Linked DNA regions of Homo sapiens: region 2 is linked to region 1. A link is a contact called in ENCODE Hi-C or POLR2A ChIA-PET data. All regions are on one chromosome and are shown on one strand. The core of a region is the stretch at or near the end of the contact, and the rest is flanking DNA. Distances in the headings are between cores, read along the strand shown.

The links. A loop is a pair of places that touch in the nucleus more often than their neighbours do. ChIA-PET counts read pairs that join two places held with the same protein, here RNA polymerase II (POLR2A). Pooled maps may share reads with other maps.
Region 2: a loop to region 1 is called in a map of heart right ventricle, with 4 times the contacts of the local background. The contact joins the promoter of ARHGEF37 here to the promoter of ABLIM3 in region 1. A Hi-C loop is called at or near these places in 4 of 168 maps with a recorded cell type or tissue (HepG2, dorsolateral prefrontal cortex, heart left ventricle and 1 more) and 2 of 50 pooled maps. POLR2A ChIA-PET finds 5 or more read pairs at or near these places in 1 of 52 experiments (PC-9).

Annotation. Positions count from the first base shown.
Region 1 is chr5:149,138,913-149,144,634 of GRCh38, forward strand. ABLIM3 (actin binding LIM protein family member 3) reads left to right here and starts at 2,581. Exons shown (of 24, transcript NM_014945.5): 1 at 2,581-2,742; 2 at 3,097-3,196. The coding sequence starts at 3,184. LOC124901102 (a long non-coding RNA gene) reads left to right here and starts at 3,204. Exons shown (of 2, transcript XR_007058988.1): 1 at 3,204-3,877; 2 at 4,521-4,686. RefSeq lists a silencer at 2,447-2,696 and enhancers at 3,002-3,503, 3,504-4,003.
Region 2 is chr5:149,579,337-149,585,058 of GRCh38, forward strand. ARHGEF37 (Rho guanine nucleotide exchange factor 37) reads left to right here and starts at 2,162. Exons shown (of 13, transcript NM_001001669.3): 1 at 2,162-2,288. RefSeq lists enhancers at 1,823-1,952, 4,170-4,339 and a silencer at 2,033-2,212.

The sequences.
Region 1 (5,722 bases), core at 1,331-3,830:
CATTACACTAAGTCCTTTAATATATACGACAATCCAAAAGGTAGGCACTGTGGTTGTACCCTTGTACAGATGAAAACTTTGAGGCTTATAGAGGCTAAGTATCTTCCCCAAAGTGAGACAGCTAGAAAGTGATGAAGCTGAGATTAAAAGTCAGGAAGGCTGGAAACGGCACCTGGGCTCTTCCCCAGGCCACCATCGGGTTTAGCTAATTTATATTTTGCTTAGTTAATTGTCTCCCCGCTGTCCCAGGATTGGATTTATGCTTATGAGGTTGGAGTTCTTTTTATTTCTTTATTTTTTATTTTTTCTGCAATCATCCATTATTGGGTAGAGCTCTTGTCTGTCCTGTTCTCCACGGTATCCCCAGAAGCCAGCACTGGGGCTACCACAAAGCATACCCTCGATAAATAATTGCTGAGTGAATGAACTAATGAATGAATATCATGCTTTCATTTGACTATTTCTTATAATTTGAAATTTTCTGAACATTGAGGCCTTGGGTGATAACTAAATATGCTCATGGAATAGAACAGTTAATTTTACATGTCTAATTTATCTGAACTTTCTCCCAGAAAAATGTTTTTCCAAGCATTAGAATCTAGCAAGTTACCTGCAACTTGGAAACTGAACAAGGAATCCCATCTGAAAATGTAGAGGACACATAAAGTGGAATAATTTAAATATTTACTAATCACTTACGTTTTCAAAGCTATTTTAGGCCTCTACCCTTTTCAAAGAGCTGTCTATGAATCACCTGGGATGCTTGTTTCAAATGCTGAGCAAGGGAGTCCAGGGCCTGGGAATCTGCATTTTTGGAGGTATCTCAGGCGTTTGTTATCGACACAAAATTTTAAGAACGACCGTGAGGACATTAGGGCTATTTTTACCTCCACCCCATTGGACAAAATTCTTTTTTAAAAAATTATTATTATACTTTAAGTTCTAGGGTACATGTGCACAACGTGCAGGTTTGTTACCTAGGTATACATGTGCCATGTTGGTTTGCTGCACCCATCAACTCATCATTTACATTAGGTATTTCTCCTAATGCTATCCCTCCCCCAGTCCCCTATCCCACAACAAGCCCCAGTGTGTGATGTTCCCCTCCCTGTGTCCATGTGCTCTTATTGTTCAACTCCCACTTATGAGTGAGAACATGTGGACAAAATTCTTAACAATCTATCAAATGTGTTTCAAATCTATTGATCCTTAGGTTTATCCAAAGATTCTTTAATCCTGATCACCTCTCGGGGTCATGAGCCATATCCTTTTTTTCCTCCCTGTGTAAGGTAGAAACGTTGTATTTATCTAAAAGCATTGTATAAAAACATCGTATTTGTCTTTCCCCAATTTTAATAGGGCAGCTATCTAATCTCACACTGATATCCCAGACTTTAGTGCACTGAGCCACTCTCACACAGGATCAAGCTAGAAGTGAGAAGATCTGGTCCGATTCTGCCACAAGATGCTGTGTGTCTTAGGGCACGTTGCCCAGCCTCTCTGACACCCTGTTTCCTTGTCTAAGCTGGGGCTGTGAGTGTTCACAGCCTTTTGAGTCTGCACATGCTCTAATTGAAGTCATGCTATAGACAAGGATCATGTGCCCTCACAGTCTTGTTTTTCAGCACTCAAAAGTCATGCTTCTATGATCATGAATTAGGTTCAGAAAGTGACAGAGTAAGTAGTCACAGGAATGTAAAGAGCCCTACCCCACTGAATCAATTGTGACTAAAACACTTTGGAATATAAACTTCTACAATACACACGTATAAGACATAATTACAAAAAAAAAAAAAAAAACAACAACAACTTGGGGGAAGAGTTAGTTGACCATATGAAAACTAGGGTGGACCTGTGAGGCCACATACCTGCTGTTCTCCTCAGACGGGGAAGTGTTTCAGGGTGGGGCGCCTAGGCAGTCTACTCTTAGGGCTGTGTAATATTAAACCCAGAAAATGTCTGGGTTGCTCTGTCAACAAATATTTATTGGTAGCCACTATATGCCGGGCCCTGTGCTAGGTATTGGGGGCCTGTAGGTGAACCCTACGGACAGACCCATTCTTTCACGGAGCTAACATTCTCGTGGGGAAAAGAGGTAATAAACAATTCTAATGATGAATCAGCGATAGAGGATAAAGGGAATCTGTGAGGGAAGAGGGGACATAAACGCTGGGAGGCTGGAAGAGCCCCTTACGTGTTATCCACTTGTCCAGACGCCATATTCATAGTTGAGAAAGATGAGGCAGAGACGGTAGTGACCGGCTTGAGCCTAGACTGCGCCAAGCTTGCCAGAGCAGAGCCGGGTGGAAACTGTCTTCCTGCAAAGCCAGGTTTTCCTTCACGGCCCCTCCTAATGATGTTTCTTTTCCTATCATTGTCGAGCCCTTAGAACCCCAGGATCGAGGGAGGGAAAACAAGCGCTCAAGCACTCCCTCGTTGGTCCCAGGACACAAGGCCTCGTCCATCTCACAAGGCCTCGTCCATCTCCCATCACACCCTAGGGCCCAGGCAGAAGCCCGGCGGGGCGGGGCCTCGGACACGCGCCGGTGCGTCCAGCAGGTGGCAGCAGCGAGCGGCCGCGCCCCCTGCGCTGCCAACCCGCGAGCCCGCATCATGGATGTCGAGCTCCCCTATTTCGCATTGCTAGCCCTGGAATTCGAGACCCCAGACGAGGACCAGGATTCATGAAATCAGTCGCAGGGGCCGGGGCAGGGGCCTCTGGCTCCCGACACTGGCCGAGAGGTGGGTTCCGGGGCGGGTCGCTGCTCCTTGAAGCCGGGCGGGGACGCGCTGCCCCCGCCCTGCCTCCCTGTGGTCCACACCCCCTTTGGGCTCCGGAGCCGCTGGGCAGGAATAGTCCGGGGTGCGCGCGAGCAGGCGCTGCCAACCCCACTTCTGCCCGGGATTCCAATCTGAGGAGCAGGAGGACCGGGGCGCCGGTGTCCTGCCGCCTCCTTCTCCTTGCTCTCACCTGCGCCTATTAGTCCACGCGCCTTCAAGGCCAGGGGCTACAGCCCAGACAGAGAGGGGACAGCAGAGGGAGAGAGAGCACCTGAGGATACAGAGCTGGCACTGGACTGCCTTTTCACCCCCCAGGTGATGAGTGAGGTTCGAAGAACGGAAGATTTAAAAAGCAGCCGGGGCCTCCGTATTGAATGAAAGACCCAGTGCAAAGACATCACCATGAACACTAGCAGTAAGTGGATCCTCCTCTCCTTTGCCATGGGAACAGGGGTGGGGGCGGGAGGTGAGGGAGCCTGCGCTCGGGCTGCCTGGAAAGAGGAAGGAAGCCTGGCATCTCTGGACACATGACCCCCAGGCTCTTTTTTGGTGCTTTCCGTGCTCCTTGGCAGAGGGATAGCTTCATGACTCTGGCTTTTCGTGATAATTTTGCCAATATTTTATCAGCGGCGCCGGCCGCCTCTCCTGGGAAGGCTGCTCGTCTCCTTCTAGCACTGCCTGGGAAGGCCTAGGAAGCAGTGTGTGGCCATTGTCTGACTGTGGGGGCTCTGAGGAGAACTCCCTGCACACATCTGGAAAACCATGGAGGGCCCTGCCTGTCCCAGAGGTGGGAAGAGCAGGGAGGCTGGCCTGTGGGCAGGCGGGAGGGTAGGTGGGTGTGGGCAGGCAGTGGGCTGGGAAGCCGCAGTTTGATAAACAAATAATCGCCAAGCCACCTTTGGGTCTGGAGATTGTGAAAGATCCAGCTCCCGAGTGCCTGCAGCCCGGTGGGCCCAGGGCTGGTTTCTCTATGTACCTGCAGGCTGGTTAGCTATCCTTGAGAACAAGAAGACAGGAACAGCCCTTTGGCCAAGGGCTCTAACATGCCAGAGGCAACAACTGCTTGCAGAGCCAGGACCAGATATTTTGCTGCCAGGTAGGGCCTCAGCTACTGAGAATGCAGTCCGAAATTCAAGAAGGCACAGTCTGTTTCTCTTCAATGTAGCGCTGTGACCTGGGAGGGCATATCTTGGTTCCAGACTCACTCTCCTGCCCTCTTGTCAGCTTGGCCTGTCTAGGTTATTCCAGCATCGCATAGGGCTGTTGAACCAGAGAACCCCTATGAACAGTCACTTCCCTGGGTCTATGACTTTGTTATCAGTCCCCTCTCTGCATCTCAGACTGCTCATCTGTATGATGAGAGGGGTTGAATTAGAAAGCCTTCTAATCGGCCAGGCACCGTGTTCCATGCCTGTAATCCCAGCACTTTGGGAGGCAGAGGCAGGTGGATCACGAGGTCAGGAGTTCGAGACCAGCCTGACCAACATGATGAAACCCCGTCTCTACTAAAAACACAAAAATTAGCCAGGTGTGGTGGTGTGGGCCTGTAATCCCAGCTACTCAAGAGGCTGAGGCAGGAGAATTGCTTGAACCTGGGAGGCAGAGGTTGCAGTGAGCCGAGATCACACCACTGCACTCCAGCCTGGGCGACAGAGTGAGACTCTGTCTCAAAAAATAATAATAATAATAATAAAAGAAAGCCTTCTAATCTAAGAATCTACACTTTTTTTCTTAAAAAGCTAGAGCTGAGCAACAAGGCCAGAACTATCAAGACCTTATTGAAGCTGTATCCAGCCAAAACCTACTATTTCCTCACACACCCCACCCCACCCCCACCTCCTAGCATGGAAGAGAAAAAAAAAAGCAAAAGCTACTGAGATGAAAATAAAATATATTTATTTACTACGTATTTGTATGATTCATCTCTCTGCTGTCTTCCTTTGTGTATTGCATATCTATGCTAAGCTAGCGAGTGTGGCTGGACTCCCTCTGCCTCTTACAGCCAAAGAATTTTGCCTTTTGATTTTGACAGGCTGGAATGGTGTTTTGGCTTCATACCAGGCTCAGGAAAAGAGGAAAATCCTGTAGCCTCTATCAGCTAGTGGGTCACATGTTTGCATTTGCATGTTTTCAGGCAAATAAAGATGTGAGTTGCCTGTCACTTCTCACTATCTCTAGGAAAAAAAAATGTATTTATGAGAGTCCTTTCCCACTAAGTGACAGAAAAGAAAGATGGCTCATCTATTTTTCAAGGAACTAAGAAAAGAAACAGGCAACTGACTCTGCCCTTTTCTCTCTCTGGAATGCTAAGGAACTCTTGTCCTATTAGTAACACTGAGTATTCCTGAAAGAAGGAAACAGACTATCCTTCTTTTAAGAAAAAGAAAGAAAGAAAAGAAAAAAGAATCAATAGAGTTGGATACTGCAGAATATGAGGACTGGCAAAAATGCCACTACTTTTTATAAGCAGGGAGAGTGTGTGAATTTTGCAGTAATGGAAAATGAACAGAGGAGAATGGCTCAGCAGCCTTGGAAGCCCTCCGGGTTCCCCCCAGGAGGAAGTGCTTCTCTAAACAGACACCTGGGGGACACAGCAAGCACAGAGCTTTGAGGGCTTAACTCCATCATCATGGAGGTACCTCCCAAACCCACGAGTCTGCAAATGCAGAGAGTAGACATCAGACCTCACAAGAAAAGGAGTAACAGAGCCATAGGGTGATATGGATAGGGCATTGGCAGGAGGTCCTTGGGTCACCTGACTAAGCAAAAAAGCTCCCCTTTGAGATGTGAAATTCTTAACTTGATCCTCATGCCTGATATTGTCCCTAATAGAAACTCTTGCTTAGTTTTTCTTTCACTTCTATTTATTTAGTCCTTATTCTCCACCAGCCACCATGCTAAGCACTCCCCTGATTGAGCTCACCAGACTGTCCCACCCAAC
Region 2 (5,722 bases), core at 912-3,411, 440 kb after region 1:
GGGTCAGCTCTTCACTTCCCGGCTGACTTTGGACAAGCCACTTAGCCACTCTAAGACTCACTTAGTTTCTTTATCAGTAGGTTAGAATAGACAAAATATCAAAATTGAAGAGAACCTTAGAGATCACCTCAATCAGTTTTTAACTTGTACCAGACTTTTCTTTGAAGCATCCCTAATAAGCTTCTCTGCTTGAATGTTTACTTTTAGTGACAGGATATGCTCTCCAGGCAACTGATGTTATTATTATTATTATTATTATTTTTGGGACAGAGTCTCACTCTGTCGCCCAGGCTGGAGTGCAGTGGTGTAATCTTGGCTCACTGCAACCTCTGCCTCCAGTGCTCAAGCAATTCTTCTGTCTCAGTCTCCTGAGTAGCTGGGATTACAGGTGCCCACCACCATGCCCAGCTAATTTTTGTATTTTTAGTAGAGACGGGGTTTCAACATGTTGGCCAGGCTGGCCTCGAACTCCTGACCTCAAGTGATCTACCCTCCTTGGCCTCCCAAAGTGCCAAAGGGATTACAGGCGTGAACCACCGTGCCCCGCCAACTGATGTTATTTTTGAAATACTCAAATTGTTAGAAAAGTTCTTCCTTACATTTTAAATTGCAATGCATCTCCTTACAGCTTTCTGCATCCTGGTGGCCTCTAAGATCATACAGGTTAGGTCTAATCCATAGGGCTACTTTTTTGAAAAGTCCTCAGCTTCCCTTGCTTTTCTTTTTTCTTTCTTTTCTTTTTCGAGACGGAGTCTCGCTCTGTCACCAGGCTGGAGTTCAGTGGCGTGATCTCAGCTCACTGCAACCTCCGCCTCCAGGATTCAAGTGATTCTCCTGCCTCAGCCTCCCAAGCAGCTGGGATTACAGGTGTGCACCACCACGCCCAGCTAATTTTTCTATTTTTGGTAGAGATGGGATTTCACTATGTTGGCCAGGATGGTCTCGATCTCTTGACCTCGTGATCTGCCCCCCCCTCAGCTTCCCAAAGTCCTGGGATTACAGCCGTGAGCCACCGCGCCCGGCACCCTTGGTTTTTCTCTTCTGCAAGCTATACCACCCCTCTCCCCTTCAGTTGCCCTCATCTGTCACATTCAAGAGGAGACACTTTTCTGGTTTTCATGTTTTTCTGAGTGTAGAGTGGTGGTTAAGCAGCCTGAACCCTCAGATAGTCTGAATTCGAATACTGGCACTGTCACTTAGTAGTTGTGTGTCATGGGCAAGTTATTTTCACCTCTGTAGCTTAAGTTTCTCTCTCTTGAAAATGAGGATAATAATAATGATACCTATCTCTTAGAGAAATTGTGAATGAGATAATTGAGACAGTACAAGTAAAACATTTAGTATAGCGCCTGGCCCTTAGTAAGCAATATGACTACTACCAGCAGTAATAATAAATAATAAGCCCTAAATTAAGCCCTAAAAATGAAAATAAGAATAAAAGAAGTGGCAGAATGAGAAAAGCTAATCTAGTCCATTCCTGACGCTACAAACAAGGTTTGGTTGCCCCGATATGAAACTTTACATGCGTTTCATAGCAACTATCACTTTCAATGGTGGGTTTAGTGTCTTGCACAGGAGCCCAATAAGGCCAGGACCTTGTCTATCGTGTTAACTGTTGTGTTCTCTGTGCCCAGAACAGTGTCTTGCTCCCAGTAGAGTGAAAGAATGGACCAACACCGTCATGTCATGGAAGCGACTGGCCGACTTGGCTAAGGTTGTGCAGGGCTCCCAGGAGAGCTGGGGCAAGAACCAAGGGCTCCTCGGCAGCCAACACTAAGAATTAAATTGAGGCCCAGCCCTACAGTTTGGTGATTCGGGCAGGAGCAAAGGTATCCAGTAATACCGGGGTCAGCATTCCCACCGGGTGGCCTAAATGCCGGCTCCTGTTTTCTGGATGACGAGCCCGCGGAGAAGGTGGCTTAATGAGAGGCCGCGGGAGGGTGGGTGCCGGCACGTCGCTAAACTCCGCCTGCAATCCTTCGGGTTGGCTGCCAGCCAGGGCACGGTTCCGAGCCGGCCGGGGCTGACTCCGGGAGCAGCGAACAGAAAACAACCTGGCTCCAGAAAGACAATTAACAAAGGCTGGAGACCAGCCACCCCCTCGCGGCGCACGCACGCAGGCAGCTGCGTGGGCATAGCCGCGCCCGCCAGCGCCCTCGGTGGGCACAGCCACCCGGAGCGGCGCGGGTGCCGGGAGCTGGGCGACGCGCCCCTCCTGCCCCGGCTGCGCTGTTGCCCGGGCGGCCGACCTCCGTGCGTGAGCGCCGGCAGGCACCTTGCGCGCGCGGGTGAGTCCGCTGGGCGTTTGGGGCCTGGTCAAGCAGGATGGGGCTGGAGAGGGGTGCAGGAAACAGCTGCTGGGAGGATCAGAAAAGGGAGGTGGGACAGAAAGGCAGGATGCGACGACCTCCCGGGTCCCAACTTGCTTGGTAGCTAGCTTTGTGTCTTGAGCCTTATGAGAATGTAAGCCACCTGGTCCATATGGCCTACCCTAGTCGTTTTACAGGTGGGAAACTGAGGCCCAGGGAGGTTAGCCGGCCTGGAAAAACATTATTATTCTTTGTTCCTGTTTCTCTCTGCCTTCTTCCGTGCAGGATTTCAGACAGCTTTTAGAAAGAATGCATACATTATAACAACGGAAAAATACAAACAATGGTAAAGAATCCTTGCCAAGCAAAATATAATTATGAATAGACAGTCAAGGCCAGGAAAAAAGAGAACAGAAATCCGTGATCCATAGGTGAGGTGACTTGGCTAAGGTCCCTCAGAAAAGTCGTGCCAAAGCTGGGACTAGAAGTCAGAACGTCCGGCTTCTGAACGCCAGAAACTTACAGTGGGGAAGCAGACAGCCTGCCCAGGCACTGGTTCTTAACCTTCTGGGGGTCCCTGACCCCTTAGAGATCTGTGTCCACTCCCAGCAGAAGGGTTCACACAAAGCCTTGTGCACAGTTTGAGATTTGACATGAATTCCTGCTGTAAGGAATGCCTGCAGGCTGCTACTCAGGCAGGGTGGTTTCAGAGCACTTTCTTTGCTCCTTTGAAGGGAGGCAGCTGGTGGAGGAGTACCTGCTGTGCGTCCAGACAGCCAGCTGTGTGATCCAGGAAGCATAGTTTAACCTTTTCAAGGCCTAGTTTTATGTGTAGACGGGGGATGAGAGTGTCTGCTTCATCCTCCAGGTTATTGTCAGACTTAAGAATGAACATAAAGGCTAGTGCTTGACATAATATATGCTCAATAAAAGTGCTGACGATTATAGGGTGACTATAGTTTACAATAATCTATTGTATATTTCAAAATAGCTAGAAGAGAATAATTTGAATGGTTCTAGCATAAAGACAAATATTTAAAGTGATGGATATCCCAAGTACACTGATTTGATCTTTATAAATATATTAAAGTATCACAGGTACCCTGAAACTATGTACATCTATTATGTACACAGTTTAAAATTTAATTTAATTAATTAAAAAAAAAAGTGATGACACACAAAATCATCAAAGCTGTGGGAATTAGGAAAGGGTGATGACCTGGAAGAAATTGGGCTGTATCTGAAATAAAATACAATTTAAAAAATTATAAACATGAAAAAATAAAGTCAGCCCTATTATGACTTACAGACCACACCACATACCTTCGTGATGGTATCCTAAATAAGGGTGCAGCAAGGTACTACCCTCAATATTTGACTCCAAGTCAAAAGCTGAAAGTAGAAACTACCAGATACTGTAACAAGGAGTGTTTACTGGGCTTCACTTGCCTCTTTCAAATGGGGTCAACACCCCGTTTTTTTGTTGTTGTTTTTTCTTTGTTTGTTTGTTTTAGACGAAGTCTCGCTGTCTCCCAGGCTGGAGTGCAATGGCACAATCTTGGTTCACTGCAACCTCCGCCTCCCGGGTTCAAGCAATTCTCCTGCCTCAGCCTCCCAAGTAGCTGGGACTACAGGCACACGCCACTATGCCCGGTTAATTTTTTGTATTTTAGTAGAGATGGGGTTTCACCGTGTTGCCCAGGCTGATTGCAAACTCCTGAGCTCAGGCAATTGCCTACCTCGGCCTCCCAAAGTGCTGGGATTACAGGCGTGAGCCACTGTGCCTGGCCTATAGAGTTTGTTTTTAAATGAGAGGAAAGAGGACATAAACTGGGACCTGAGCAGCACCCACCCTTATTCAGCAATAGAGCCTCAGCTGAATTTCTGCCAGGGAATAGGAGTTGCTGGCAGTTGGCTCACATCCCTCTTGGATCAGCAGATTACTGTGGTAAACAGTGCCTTGGCTGATTCTGCCCTAGATCAAATAAATGGCTTTTTATTTAACTAATGAGGTAGGGAATGTGTTTTCATGTGCTGTAACAGAAGCAAAATGGCATTTGTAGAGCTTGACTGTCCAAAGCCTATTGCTTGTTTATTAATAGGCTGAAGAATTTGTTTATTTGTTTGTTTATTTAGAGACAGGGTCTCCTCTGTCACCCAGGCTGAGTGCAGTGATGCAGTCACAACTCACTGCAGCCTCAACCGCCCAGGTTCAAGCAATCCTCCTGCCTCAGCCTTCTGAGTAGCTGGGACTACAGGCATATGCCACCACACCTGGCTAATTTTTTACTTTTTGTAGACACGGGGTCTTGCTATATTGCCCACGCTGGTCATGAACTCCTGGATGCCAGTGATCCTCCCACCTCAGCCTCCCAAAGTGCTGGGATTACAGGCATGAGCCACTGTGCCCAGAGAATTTTATAATTCTAATAATTGTTATTATTTTCTTAATTCCCTAATACTGGAAGGCTCAAGAACTTTAAATCTATGGATCCAAACTTGTGATGACAGAGCCTGGGCAGACTCACTTATCTATAAAAATAACTGCTTTAAAAAAAAACTGTGTTGTCTCCTTCCTCTTTTGGAAGACCTTTTTAGGCCTTCCAAATAGAACTGGGGAAATATGGCTAAGGACAAACAGCTGCTGTTTGATTTGGGTTAAGACACATACCACCTGTCCTTTCCATGTATTTATAAAGGGGAGTTTTTCCTCCAGGAAAGAGAGAGAGAATGTGTATGTCTGTCTGCGTATGGGAGAGGGGATGTCTGTTGCTGTCTTTCCGCCTCACTTCCAATCATTTATTTATCAACACAGAGAAGTCCTTTTCTGTAAGCACAGTGACTTGGAAAATTCCTTCCCTTTTTGGCTCTGTGGCTCTATTTTGTTTCACAGTAGTTTCTAAAATATTGGGATGTTTTTTCTAATTTTGACTATAAACTGTTCTTTATATGTTTCTTTTCTTTTTCTTTTTTTTTTCTCTTGAGATGGAGTCTCGCTCTGTCGCCCAGGCTGGAGTGCAATGGCATGATCTCTGCTTACAATAACCTCCACCTCCTGGGTTCAAGTGATTCTCCTGCCTCAGCCTCCTGAGTAGCTGGGATTGTAGCTGGGATTACAGGCATGTGCCACCACTTCTGGCTAATTTTTGTATTTTTAGTAGAGACAGGGTTTCACCATGTTGGCCAGGCTGGTCTTGAACTCCTGAGCTCAGATGATCTGCCTGCCTTGGCCTCCCAAAGTGCTAGGATTACAGGCATGAGCCACCATGCCCGGCCTTCTTTATATGTTTCTATATTGTTTATTTAGTTATATAATGAGCAAGAGCCTCTTTCATTATTTAAACAATTTTTCTAAATGTTGTCCAAAGAATATATATGGGTGGCAAATAACCACTTGAAAAGATACTCAAGAT